Regions from separate parts of the Homo sapiens genome. Here regions 2, 3 and 4 are each linked to region 1. The links are chromatin contacts, found by Hi-C or POLR2A ChIA-PET in ENCODE. All regions are on one chromosome and are shown on one strand. The core of a region is the stretch at or near the end of the contact, and the rest is flanking DNA. Distances in the headings are between cores, read along the strand shown.

Evidence for each region. Hi-C counts contacts between places; a loop is a spot of excess contacts on that map. ChIA-PET counts read pairs that join two places held with the same protein, here RNA polymerase II (POLR2A). Pooled maps may share reads with other maps.
Region 2: a loop to region 1 is called in a map with no recorded cell type, with 9 times the contacts of the local background. The contact joins two enhancer-like sites. A Hi-C loop is called at or near these places in 1 of 37 single-sample maps with no recorded cell type and 3 of 50 pooled maps. POLR2A ChIA-PET finds 5 or more read pairs at or near these places in 4 of 52 experiments (GM12878, MCF 10A, T-cell and 1 more).
Region 3: a loop to region 1 is called in a pooled map, with 3 times the contacts of the local background. The contact joins two enhancer-like sites. A Hi-C loop is called at or near these places in 2 of 50 pooled maps. POLR2A ChIA-PET finds 5 or more read pairs at or near these places in 2 of 52 experiments (MCF 10A and activated T-cell).
Region 4: a pooled map shows a loop between it and region 1 (3-fold over the local background). The contact joins two enhancer-like sites. A Hi-C loop is called at or near these places in 2 of 50 pooled maps. POLR2A ChIA-PET finds 5 or more read pairs at or near these places in 2 of 52 experiments (T-cell and activated naive CD4-positive, alpha-beta T cell).

The regions. Positions count from the first base shown.
Region 1 is chr1:8,847,573-8,850,272 of GRCh38, forward strand. No RefSeq gene overlaps it. Among named protein-coding and RNA genes, the nearest start is that of MIR6728, 18 kb to the right of the region's middle. Within about 2 kb of position 1,404, at least 16 of the 41 ENCODE cell types and tissues checked have a DNase peak (open chromatin) inside an H3K27ac peak, as active enhancers do.
Region 2 is chr1:8,628,538-8,631,237 of GRCh38, forward strand. All of the region lies in intron 2 of RERE (arginine-glutamic acid dipeptide repeats), which reads right to left. Among named protein-coding and RNA genes, the nearest start is that of SNORD128, 130 kb to the left of the region's middle. RefSeq lists an enhancer at 1,283-1,402. Within about 2 kb of position 1,379, at least 7 of the 41 ENCODE cell types and tissues checked have a DNase peak (open chromatin) inside an H3K27ac peak, as active enhancers do.
Region 3 is chr1:8,647,930-8,650,629 of GRCh38, forward strand. The region is part of intron 2 of RERE (arginine-glutamic acid dipeptide repeats); the gene reads right to left. Among named protein-coding and RNA genes, the nearest start is that of SNORD128, 150 kb to the left of the region's middle. Within about 2 kb of position 1,267, at least 2 of the 41 ENCODE cell types and tissues checked have a DNase peak (open chromatin) inside an H3K27ac peak, as active enhancers do.
Region 4 is chr1:8,602,542-8,605,241 of GRCh38, forward strand. The region is part of intron 4 of RERE (arginine-glutamic acid dipeptide repeats); the gene reads right to left. Among named protein-coding and RNA genes, the nearest start is that of SNORD128, 110 kb to the left of the region's middle. RefSeq lists enhancers at 1,439-1,538, 1,849-1,988. Within about 2 kb of position 1,435, at least 5 of the 41 ENCODE cell types and tissues checked have a DNase peak (open chromatin) inside an H3K27ac peak, as active enhancers do.

The sequences.
Region 1 (2,700 bases), core at 154-2,653:
AAGGGTCTTTTAACACTGCAGGCTCTTTATGCCAAATACTGCAGCCCATTTCCTATGGAGGTTGGCTGGCTGGCTGGCTGGCTTTGATGTTGGTGGATGAGATGAGGCCCAACATTCCATAAAAACAGGGAAAAAGTGTGACCAAGATGACCAAGAGGAGAGACCCAAGGATCTGATCACTCCCGACCCCGCCTCGGGCTGCCCTTCCCCAGACCAGGCACCCAGGGCCCCTGCCTTGTGTGGAGTCACTGATTCTCCCCGAATGGCCCTAGAGCACTCCCTCAAACAGGTGCTGTCACTTGGAATGACAGAAATCAGTGCAGGACACCTGTGGAAATTCTCCCCTGAAGTTGCAGCCTGACCACAGATGCCCTCCATATGAGCACTTGGCATAGAACCCACTGGTTCCCTTTAAAGCAGGTGCACGTGAACTTGGGTACTCACCCTGTGGCTGCCTCTGCCATGCTCATTTCCAAAGTGGTCCCCGGGGCTGGTCCCAGGAAGTATTGTTCCCGGCCCTGGTTTGCTGGTTTTTCTGGCTTGTGGCTGGCCATGCCACACACAGCTGCACCTGCTCTGCGGCTTTGCTTCCCAGTGAGGCGGAGGCAGGTACTAGGTCTCACTGCTGAAGATCAGAGTTCAGTGCTAGGGCAGCCAGAGAGGGAGGGGAGCTGTGGCCAAGCAGAGAGGCAGGGAGGCACAGCAGCTGCTCTTCCCACAGCTGTTTCCTCCTCTGTCCTTTCATCCACTGAAAGCCTGAACAAAAGACCTCAACACACAAGAAATGTGAGGGAAGGAGATGTTACCCAAAAGGTTCAGAAATCAAAGTGGGAGGCCGGGCGCAGTGGCTCATGCCTGTAATCCCAGCACTTTGGGAGGCCAAGGCGAGTGGATCACCTGAAGTCAGGAGTTCGAGACCAGCCTGGCCAACATGGTGAAACCCCGTCTCTACTAAAAATACAAAAATTAGCTGGGCATGATGGCAGGCACCTGTAATCCCAGCTACTCGGGAGGCTGAGGCAGGAGAATCACTTGAATCCAGGATGTAAAGGTTGCAGTGTGCTGAGATCACGCCACTGCACTCCAGCCTGGGCGACAAAGCTAGACTCTGTCTCAACGACGACAACAAAAAAGAAATCAAAATGGGCCAAGGAAGAAGTCTCGCTTTGACCAGGTCCCATGGCCTCTGCTGTGCCTCGTCCCAGCATCTGCGGTGACACAGGAGAGAGTGTTGACAAGGATGTGCTGTCCGGGAATCTCCCTTTATCCAGTGACAGCTCCATTCATCTCACCGAGCTTTGCCCAGAGCTCTGGGCTGGCTTCACTCTGGCTCTGAGTCCCTGTGAGCCACAGGGTACAGTCCACTTGCAACAGTAAACCTGCGCCAGCCAGCTGGGGCTGGAGAGAAGGAAGGGCTGGGATGGCAGCCAGCCCAGCCAGGCAGCGTGCAGAGCCAGCAGCTAGGGGAGGCCACGGAGGCCCAGGGTCTTGGGGCAGCCCCACTGCGCCCCCTGGCGGCTGAAGGAAGCTCCTGGGCGCGTCTGGACCTGGACCACCAGCTGACCTTCTGCACAGTTAAAGAGTAGCTGTGACCTGGCTTTCATATGCAGAAATAAATAAATAAATAAATAAATAAATAGAGTAGCCAGGAGGAGTAGCCAGGATGAGGGCCCTGACCAGGGCTCCTTACATATTGTGTCTCACCGCACCCCTAGCAGGCGGATGCAGGGGCGCCCTGCTCTCATGGCAGGGAAAGCTGAGCTGCACCTGCAGAAGGTTGGGGGAAGGATTAACCCCCTCCAACCCCCCCCGGTACAGAAGAGCTCCTCTCCAGCCCCGTGGCCCTCAGCCCTCAGGCATTGTATGTTCTGGCCAGGAGTCCTGGTTGTACACTGGCCGACCTAGAGCTTCAATTTTCCCAGTCCTAGCCTAGCCTGGTGTAAGCTCAGTGAAGGCAGCAGTTTTAACAGTGCTAACTGCACAGCGGCGCTCTTTCTTAATAATAACAAGAAGGACAGCTGGGGGTGGGTGTGTACTGGGAGTGGCCACGACCTCTGAGCACACTGTCTGAAAACACCACATTTTCAACAGTGTTTTTGGTTGTTTCGCTTTTTTTTGAGACAGAGTCTCACTCTGTCACCCAGGCTGGAGTGCAATGGAGTGCAATGGTGCGATCTCTGCTCGCTGCAACCGCTGCTTCCCGGGTTCAGGTGATTCTCGTGCCTCAGACTCCTAAGTAGCTGGGGATTACAGGTGTGCGCCACCACACCCAGCTAATTTTTGTATTTTTAGTAGAGACGGGGTTTCACCATGTTGGCCAGGCTGGTTTCAAACTTCTGACCTCAGGTGACCCGCCCACCTCAGCCTCCCAAAGTGCTGGGATTACAGGCGTGAGCCACTGTGCCCGTCCTTCAGCAGTTTTTAAGGTGATCTGTTGGCAGTTAAGACTTAGACTTTTTTTTTTAAAGACGCTTTAAAAAAAAAAAAGACACCTTTTCAACAAACGGTACTGGGACAACTGGATATCCACATGCAACCTTATATAAAAATGAACTCAAATGGCTCATAGACCTAAATGAAAGACCTAAAACTATTAGACTCTTAGAAGGAATTAACAGGTGCAAATCTTTTGGAGCTTGGATTAGGCAATGGTTTCTTAAATACAATACCAAAAGCACAGCAGCAACAACAAAATAGACA
Region 2 (2,700 bases), core at 129-2,628, 220 kb before region 1:
TTAGAATTCAAGTCTCACAGAAAAAAATTCTACTTTATATTACTCTTAAAAATATTCAAAACAAGGTTCAATTAAAGCCAAATTCTCATATAAAAAGCATTTCCCCTTGGCTCATTAATCAAGCAGCTATTTAAGAAAATAATTTATATAAATGTTTATAGCACAAAAATAAAGTGCTTTATTTGAAAAGGGAAAGATAAGAACGTAGTCAAGAGCAATGTTAAAATCTCAGTTGGAATATATGCCCAGTAATCTTTTAAAGCCAAAATGATTTGGCAAGATTTTCATGCAATTTATGAGTGCATGGGATGTCTGAAGCTGGTTATAAAATTGGTTTTAGTCAGTAGGATCAATGATTCTCAATCTGAAAATCTCCCACGGCCCCCAAGCACTGCATATACTTCTTTTTTTATTAGAAAGCTAGCAGTTCTGAAAGAACTGCACAAAGCTGATGTGATCCACCAAATGCATAATGCACATCTTCAGAATCACCCATGTAAAAACACGTATTTACCAGAATTGAGCAAACGGTTTTGGCAGGGCAAGTATATATATTTTTTAAATCTTCAAATCAGCATGCCTGTAATGGGCCAGAAAAATGAGTGAGGCTATTACCATCAATATCAATTAGTCCAAACAACACATGATAACTAATGTGTCTTTACTAGGGATGTCTAGAAATGAAACCATGGGTCTAGGTTGAGACCTACTCTCTTAACACCTAACCTCTGTCTGGGAATGGATCACAGGATTAAGTGACCTCAAATCCTTGTGAACAGGGAGCAACAAAATCCGTAATTTGGGCAATGATACTGAACAGAGGTATTTCTGGCTGTTTCTCACAACCTCAGCATAGCTTCATGTCCAAAGATCTATTGTGCCATCTGTAAACAACAGAGCATTTGCTAAGCTGGGGAAGGAAGTCAGCCAAAACGTGAAGGCAGATTCTCAAGGCAAAGAAGGCCCTCTCTGCTTTTTCAACCCTCAGCAAATCAGCAGGTTTATGTAAATATAGCAAAAGCACAGTCCCCTCAAGGGTAAAAATCTCAGTCTGAAGCATTAGGCAGTGTGTCATTATGAAACACAAAGAACCTGTCAGCATCTTTTCTGACAGCCTCCTACAGAGCAGAGTGGACACTTACCTCACCCACTAATTTAGCAAGCAGTGCCACACACGCCAGTACTAAAACTGTGGTCACAACATATATAGGCAATGCTCAGCCACTGCTCCACCTCATAAAGAATTTTCCTTTCCATCAATGTGTCTCCGCCTATTAATCTTTGAAATACCTTCTCATCCCTTTGCAAAGCATGGCAGTGCCACTCTGATATAATTTCCAATAGAAAACCCCATTGTAAAAAGCACGCATGAACAAAGACTTTCTCACAAAGAGATTTCTCAGAGACCAAGCTGGGTGGCACAGCGGTGAAATGGGAAGTTGACTCTCAGGACTGCACCGCTCTTCTGCTTTCTGTTTCTCCTCTACATGACTCCTCCACCCTCAATGCTTGGAGGTAACAGTCAATGAGGTACAGTATGTTGGTCTAATATTGCAGAATAAAAAATCCACAAGTATCTCTCTACAGTTAAAACAGATGTCCTCCATTTTCCAAGACACACAAAGAGTGTATATGTTATGTGTGTGTGCATGCTGGAAACAACGCTGAAATCCCGGTACCCAAATTCCAATCCAGAGTCTCTGGCATACTGCATGTCCTCCAACAAACCCTCCCAGTTCTAGTCTCCCAAACCATAAAACAGCCAAACCCATCACCATTCCTCAACTCTATAAACAATGCACTGTTCTTCATAGTAAACACTCAAAAATTATATGAGGAACAAACAAACTAAACAGAGACATGGTTTAAAAAAAAAAGAAGAGAGAGATCCTAGCAAGAAAGTTGCTACGCTCTATCAATATGAACAAAACAAATGCTGTATTCTAATACTTCTTTAGGAAATAACTCGATTGCCAGGTAACCTACTTTAGTTTCCTGCCAGAATCTTTTGCTGTGAGGGGTACTCATATTGACTGTAACACTGGAGAATTTAAAAGGGAAAAGGACTGCTGCTCAGGAAGCTCAGGTGACAGCATCACTGGAGCCCTGGAGTTCAAAGCTGCAGTGAGCTATGATCCAGCCACTGTACTCCAATCTAGGTGACAGAGTGAGACCCTGTCACTCAGTCATACATACATACGTACATATATACACACATACATACATGGAAAAGGAAACAAAAATTGGGAAAAGTGCACCTCCATAAATGAAGCCTTCCCAGTCCTTACCCTTACTCTGTTTATCAACTGTTATCAAAATCAGCTGCATCATCTTAAGGATTCTAAACTTGGTGGGAAAAGATCCCAGATAACATATATCTTTGTTCCCCTCTTTTTTAAACATAATAATTACATTCCATGTATTGAAATGTCTATAGATTCCCAAGTAGTGCTACAAAGAAAGCCTCACTAAACACAGAACACTAAATATTTCTAGCAAACATTCATCTGTCTTTATCCTCATTGCTAACAAGGACAGTTAAATAATGAGAACAAACAAGTTGAGGGGAACAGGTCATAATAAACTAAAAGGGATTTTGTTGAAAATTCCTACATTTCTCTTTTCTCCTTTAAAAGTCAGGAAATCTCCCAATGTATTGAAAACTTAAAAACTGATCTCAGATAATTATCTTCCCAACTT
Region 3 (2,700 bases), core at 17-2,516, 200 kb before region 1:
AGTTGCATGTTATCTTTACTTTTTCTTTTAAGGCAAACTTTTACTGAAGTGTAATACATATACAGAGAAGTGCAAAATGCAGTAAATTTTCACAGAACAAGTCCATGTAACCAGTACCATAAAACGTAACATGGCCAGAACCTGGGGGTCCCCTTAATGTTCTGTTCCCTGTACCCATAGGGCAATCTCTCTCCTGACTTCAAACACCAAAGATTAGTTGTGGCTGTTTTAAAATTTTCTATAAAAGGAATTATACAGTATTATGCTCTTCTGTGTCCACTCAACATCATGTTTCATGTTGAAATCATTTACCTGTTTTTGCGATGGGGTCTCACTCTGTAACCCAGGCTGCAGTGCAGTGGTGCAATCACTGCTCACTGCAGCCTCAACCTTCCATGCTTAAGGGATCCTCCCACCTCAGCCTCCCAAGTAGCTGGGACTACAGGAGCACACCACCAAGCCCGGCTAACTTTTGTATTTTGAGTAGAGACAAGGTTTCGCCATGTTGCCCAAGCTGGTCTTGAACTCCTGGGCTCAATCTACCTACCTACCTCCACCTCCCAAAGTTCTGGAATTACAGACGTGAGCCACTGCACCTGACCTATAGTCATTTACTTTAAATAGGTTTTAGAAATAACGTATATTCCATTTTTATTCAAACTAGATCCTCAGGTTTCATTTTGCCTAGTTTGAATTTTTTCCAGCTTAAATTCCATTTGCATCAAAAGAAAATAACACTTAAGTGATCAAAGTAAACAATTCTAGTTTCCAGGGCATTTTTCCTCAAAATTGTCAAATAAAATGGTCAAATATTTTGCATCACCTAAGATTTCACAAACCACAAACTTATATACATAAATACATGTTTTGCACTATGTTCATGAAAGTAGAAGGAACACATATTCTAGGACTATAGGGTAAATAGGACAATCAAACAAAATTATCAGTTAATATGACAAAATGTTAAAAAATTAATACATACTTTTGAAAAAAAAAATACATTTCATTATCCAAATAGCAAGCAATACCAATATGCCAAAATAAAAAAAAAAATCTCACAATAATATGAAGTTAGTTTTTTAACCAGTTCTACCTACACCAGAAATAAAGGAATCAAATTTCCTAGAACCTAACTGAAAACAGTAGAAAGAAATTAATATGCCACCTACAGCAAACTCCAGAAATCAATATCCTATGCTAAAGAAGCCCAGAAGGAAAATCTGGCTGCACACAGCTGTGTAATAAATCAATTTGTTACCGTGACAGTCATCTCAAAACAGGAGTAATGGCTGACAGACAACAAAGAAGTTAGATCTGACTCAAGGACAATATACAATAGAGCCCCACAAGGTTTTTGTTTTGGTTTTATTTTTAAACAAGTCTGTTAAATCATTCATTGGGAAGTAATACAAAACAGACTTCCAGAAGTCTTATTCTAATTTTAACATCATCAATGAGTCAATAATTTTTTTTAATGTTTCTAGAAATTTCTTTATTCAACAAATATTATGGAATACAGGCTGGGCGCGGTGGCTCTCACCTGTAATCCCAGCAGTTTGGGAGGCCGAGGTGGGCAGATCACTTGAGGTCAGGAGTTCGAGACCAGCCTGGCCAACATGGTGAAACCCTGACTCTACTAAAAACACAAAAATTAGCCGGGCGTGGTGTCACACGCCTGTAATCCCAGCTACTCTCGAAGATGAGGCAGGAGAATCACTTGAACCCAGGAGGCGGAGGTTGCAGTGAGCTGAGATTGCACCACTGCACTCCAGCCTGCATGACAGGGCAAGACTCCGTCTCAAAAAAAAAAAAAAAAATGTATATATATTATGGAATACACACTATGTGTACACTATTGTCAGTAGATGGCAGGAATTCAATGATGAGTGGGGGAAAATAAGAATTGCTGTTTTTTTGGAGAAGGGAGACTTATTAATCCTAATAAAATTATTACTGTTCTAAGTGCTAGAAGAAAAGATACAAAAAAGGCTATAACAGTATTTATTAAGGAAATGTATTTGACTAACCTGGGAGAAAGGCAGTGACACTGGGGTGGCAGAGCTTAAGAAAAGATAAGAATTAAGTGTGTTACCGAGACGAGAAGAGCAAGTGCAAAGGCCCCGAGGCAGGCGGGAACATGGGCAGTGTAAGTAACAAAATCTATTATGCTGAGCTCCTAAGGACAAAATTAAGGTAATCCCAGAGTTTAGCAGCAAAGGTGAAAAAGACCTGGTTGTGACAACGCATGAGATTAAACCGTAGTGATAAATTCTAAATAATATTTAATTTCTCCATAAGATCACATGCTTCTAAACACTAAACAATTTAAATATAGCTTGGGACAGAAAAGTATGATTATATGAAAGCCTACCTTTATCCTCAAAGTATCCCTGCTATGCTCATTCTCAGTGACATTTCGAGAGGTCCCTATAATTTATACTTATTCTGAGTAGTAAAACCAATTCAGAGATGTAGAAAGCAATAAATATTTGAAAAATCTTAATTTGTGCTTTATATCCCATAGAAATAAATGAGTATTAAAGATCTATTCACTTGGAAGCGGTGGTTCACGTCTGTAATCCCAGCACTTTGGGAGGCCAAGGTGGGTGGATCACCTGAGGTCAGGAGTTCGAGACCAGCCTAGCCAATGTGGTAAAACCCTGTCTCTACAAAAAATACAAAAATTAGGCCAGGAGCAGT
Region 4 (2,700 bases), core at 185-2,684, 240 kb before region 1:
CTTGAGCTATATACCGATGTCTACCCACTAAAATTACTAAAACTATAGCCAGGAATACTTGTTTGGTTTCGTGCCCCTCTCCTTTACAAGGGAGGTAGAAAGCAAGGTGGAGAGACACCCAACAGTCACTTCCGTTTTAAAAAACAAAAACAAAACCAAAAAACTTACACACAGCAGATTTTTCTGGCTAGTATTGGCCAATCTTTCTCTTGACAGTATTAAGTGCTATCCTTTGTGTTAACAGTCCCATGCATTTAATTTATTGGTTTAAAAGAAATATTTCTTCATCTGATTAAAAAAAAAATCAATCTGACTTTTCTGTCTTGTAATTAAAACAAACTATCAATACAATGGATAGGGGGCAATTTCTCTGAACCAGGAGCTGTTCCAGACACTGGGGACAAAAAGGTGAATGAAACACAGCCCCTTCTCTTAATCTAGCTAAGAGGACAGACACGTACAGAGGCATGATGTGAGAATGATGCTGGCTGACAGTGCCTCTCAGGCAGAAGCGAGAGATGACTGGAAGTGGGAGGTGGAGAGGAGAGGCTCACTTTTATTTTTCATTTCAATGTATACCTTAATATTTTTAACATCCATTTTTGGAATTACATGTTTTACAACTTCATTAATAGAGTTCAGAGGCACAAGATTTTGGCTCTAAGTTTACATATAACTAAGTAGTACTACCATAATTATCACAAGCTGGTAAATAAACAAGATGGCCTCAATGTGCCAAGGGCACATTTATGCCAAACAAAGGCAAAGTCACTTCATGGCAAGCTGTATTTACACTGATGGTTTCTGAGTGGCAATAACTGAAAGAAAAGCAACAGGAAAACCGAGTCATTACAAGGAATCCAGCCGTCTACACAAACCAGGCACCATCCCAGCATCCAAGAACATGGGCCATAAGGAAGCAGTAACAGTTACATCACAAGCGGCTACTTATTTCACAACATCATCGCCCAGTCTATTAAATTAATGTTGGTAGTCAGAACTTTATTGGTTTTGTAGTTTGGTTTGAAATTAATTTATAAACTGCCTTTTATAGCTGCATTAGGGATATAAGCACACAAATTATACCTAATTTGTGTATTGGGGAAGGGAGGAAATTAAGTAATATAGAAGAACACAAAAACTATTTTTGAAGTAAACATACTCAAGTTTCAAAAACATGAAAGACCCTGGAACTGCATCAGAAGTTCCACATCCTCAACGTAAGCAACATAAGGAGGAGACCCTGTCTTTACAAAAAATTTTAAAATTAGCAGGGCATGGTGGCCCGTGCCTGTAGTCCCAGCTACTCAGGAGGTTGAGACAGAGAGGCCGAGGCTGTAGTGAGCCCTGAACATGCCACTGTACTCTAGGTGGGTGACAAAGCGAGACCCTGTCTCAAAAAAAAAAAAAGAAAAGAAAAAAGAAGAAGTTCCACATGCTGCAAAGGACAAGATCAGATCTACTTTTACACTAGTTACTGGAGTTGGGGACAAGCCTTCATTTGCTAATGCTGGCCATCCATCAGAATCTCCTGAGAAGTGCTTCAAAGGAGTATGGATTCCTGGGTTTGACTCTGGAACAAATGAATCAGTATTCTCATCTTACATGTGAAGACAGTGGGACTCTGAAAGATTAAGTCACCTGATCGTACAACTAGTCAATGGGTAACCAACATGATTCAAACCGATACTATGATTTTAACAGTAAAAACGTGAGGTTTTTTAACTACCTCCATGATCTGGGGGAAGGGTATACTGCAGTTCCCTGAACTACTCTTTCAACTTCTCTGTAAGTCTGAAATTATTTTCAAATAGAAAGTTAAAAACAAAAACTAAAAAGAATAGACAGCAGGCTGAGACGTGTTAAGAGGTAGAGGTGGGATAGGAAATGGAAAAGGATGAGGCAGAGGCCTCTGAAAGGAGGGCAGAGGCAGAGCTCCATCTCCACACAGAGGAGGTCGGCTGGTTTTCAGTTTTGTTTTGTTGTGGGGGAAGAGGAGGTACCAGTCAATAGCAAGCTGAGGAGTTTAAAAAAAGAAGGAAGGAAGGAAGGAAGGAAGGGAGGGAGGGAGGGAGGGAGGGAGGAAGGAAGGAAGGAAGGAAGGAAGGAAGGAAGGAAGGAAGGAAGGAAGGAAGTCCACATATCTGTAAGGTGGGCAATAAAGGAACGATCTTTCTGTATTTCTCTACATTACAAATTCAAACTAGCATTTACGAACTTGCCAAAAAAAAACCTGTTTATGTTTATAGAGAAATGCATTCTGAAGTCCAAACAACTGACCACACAACAATTTCTAAACCCTTCCACTACTACATAAAACATCTGCTTCTGTGCTAAACTTTTGTAAGGCACAGTTTCTGCTTCAAGAAAATCTGTGATGCTTGGAATTGAGGTTTATCTTACTGAAGAAAAATCTGAAGAAAAGTGTTTGCCACCCATACAGCTGATAATTTTTTGTAATCCTAATGGATCAGTGGGAAATTGTACCACGAAATCTCTTGTCAGTCAATATAACAATGTCTCTAACTAATTTCAGTAAAGTGAAATCTACAGTTATTCCCTTGAAAAACAGGACAAATCAACTCTTTCCCAACTTTTTTCTTTTTTTTCCCGCAAGACGGAGTCTCGCTCTGTCGCCCAGGTTGGGGTGCGATGGCATGATCTCACTGCAACCTCCACCTCCCTGATTCAAGCAATTCT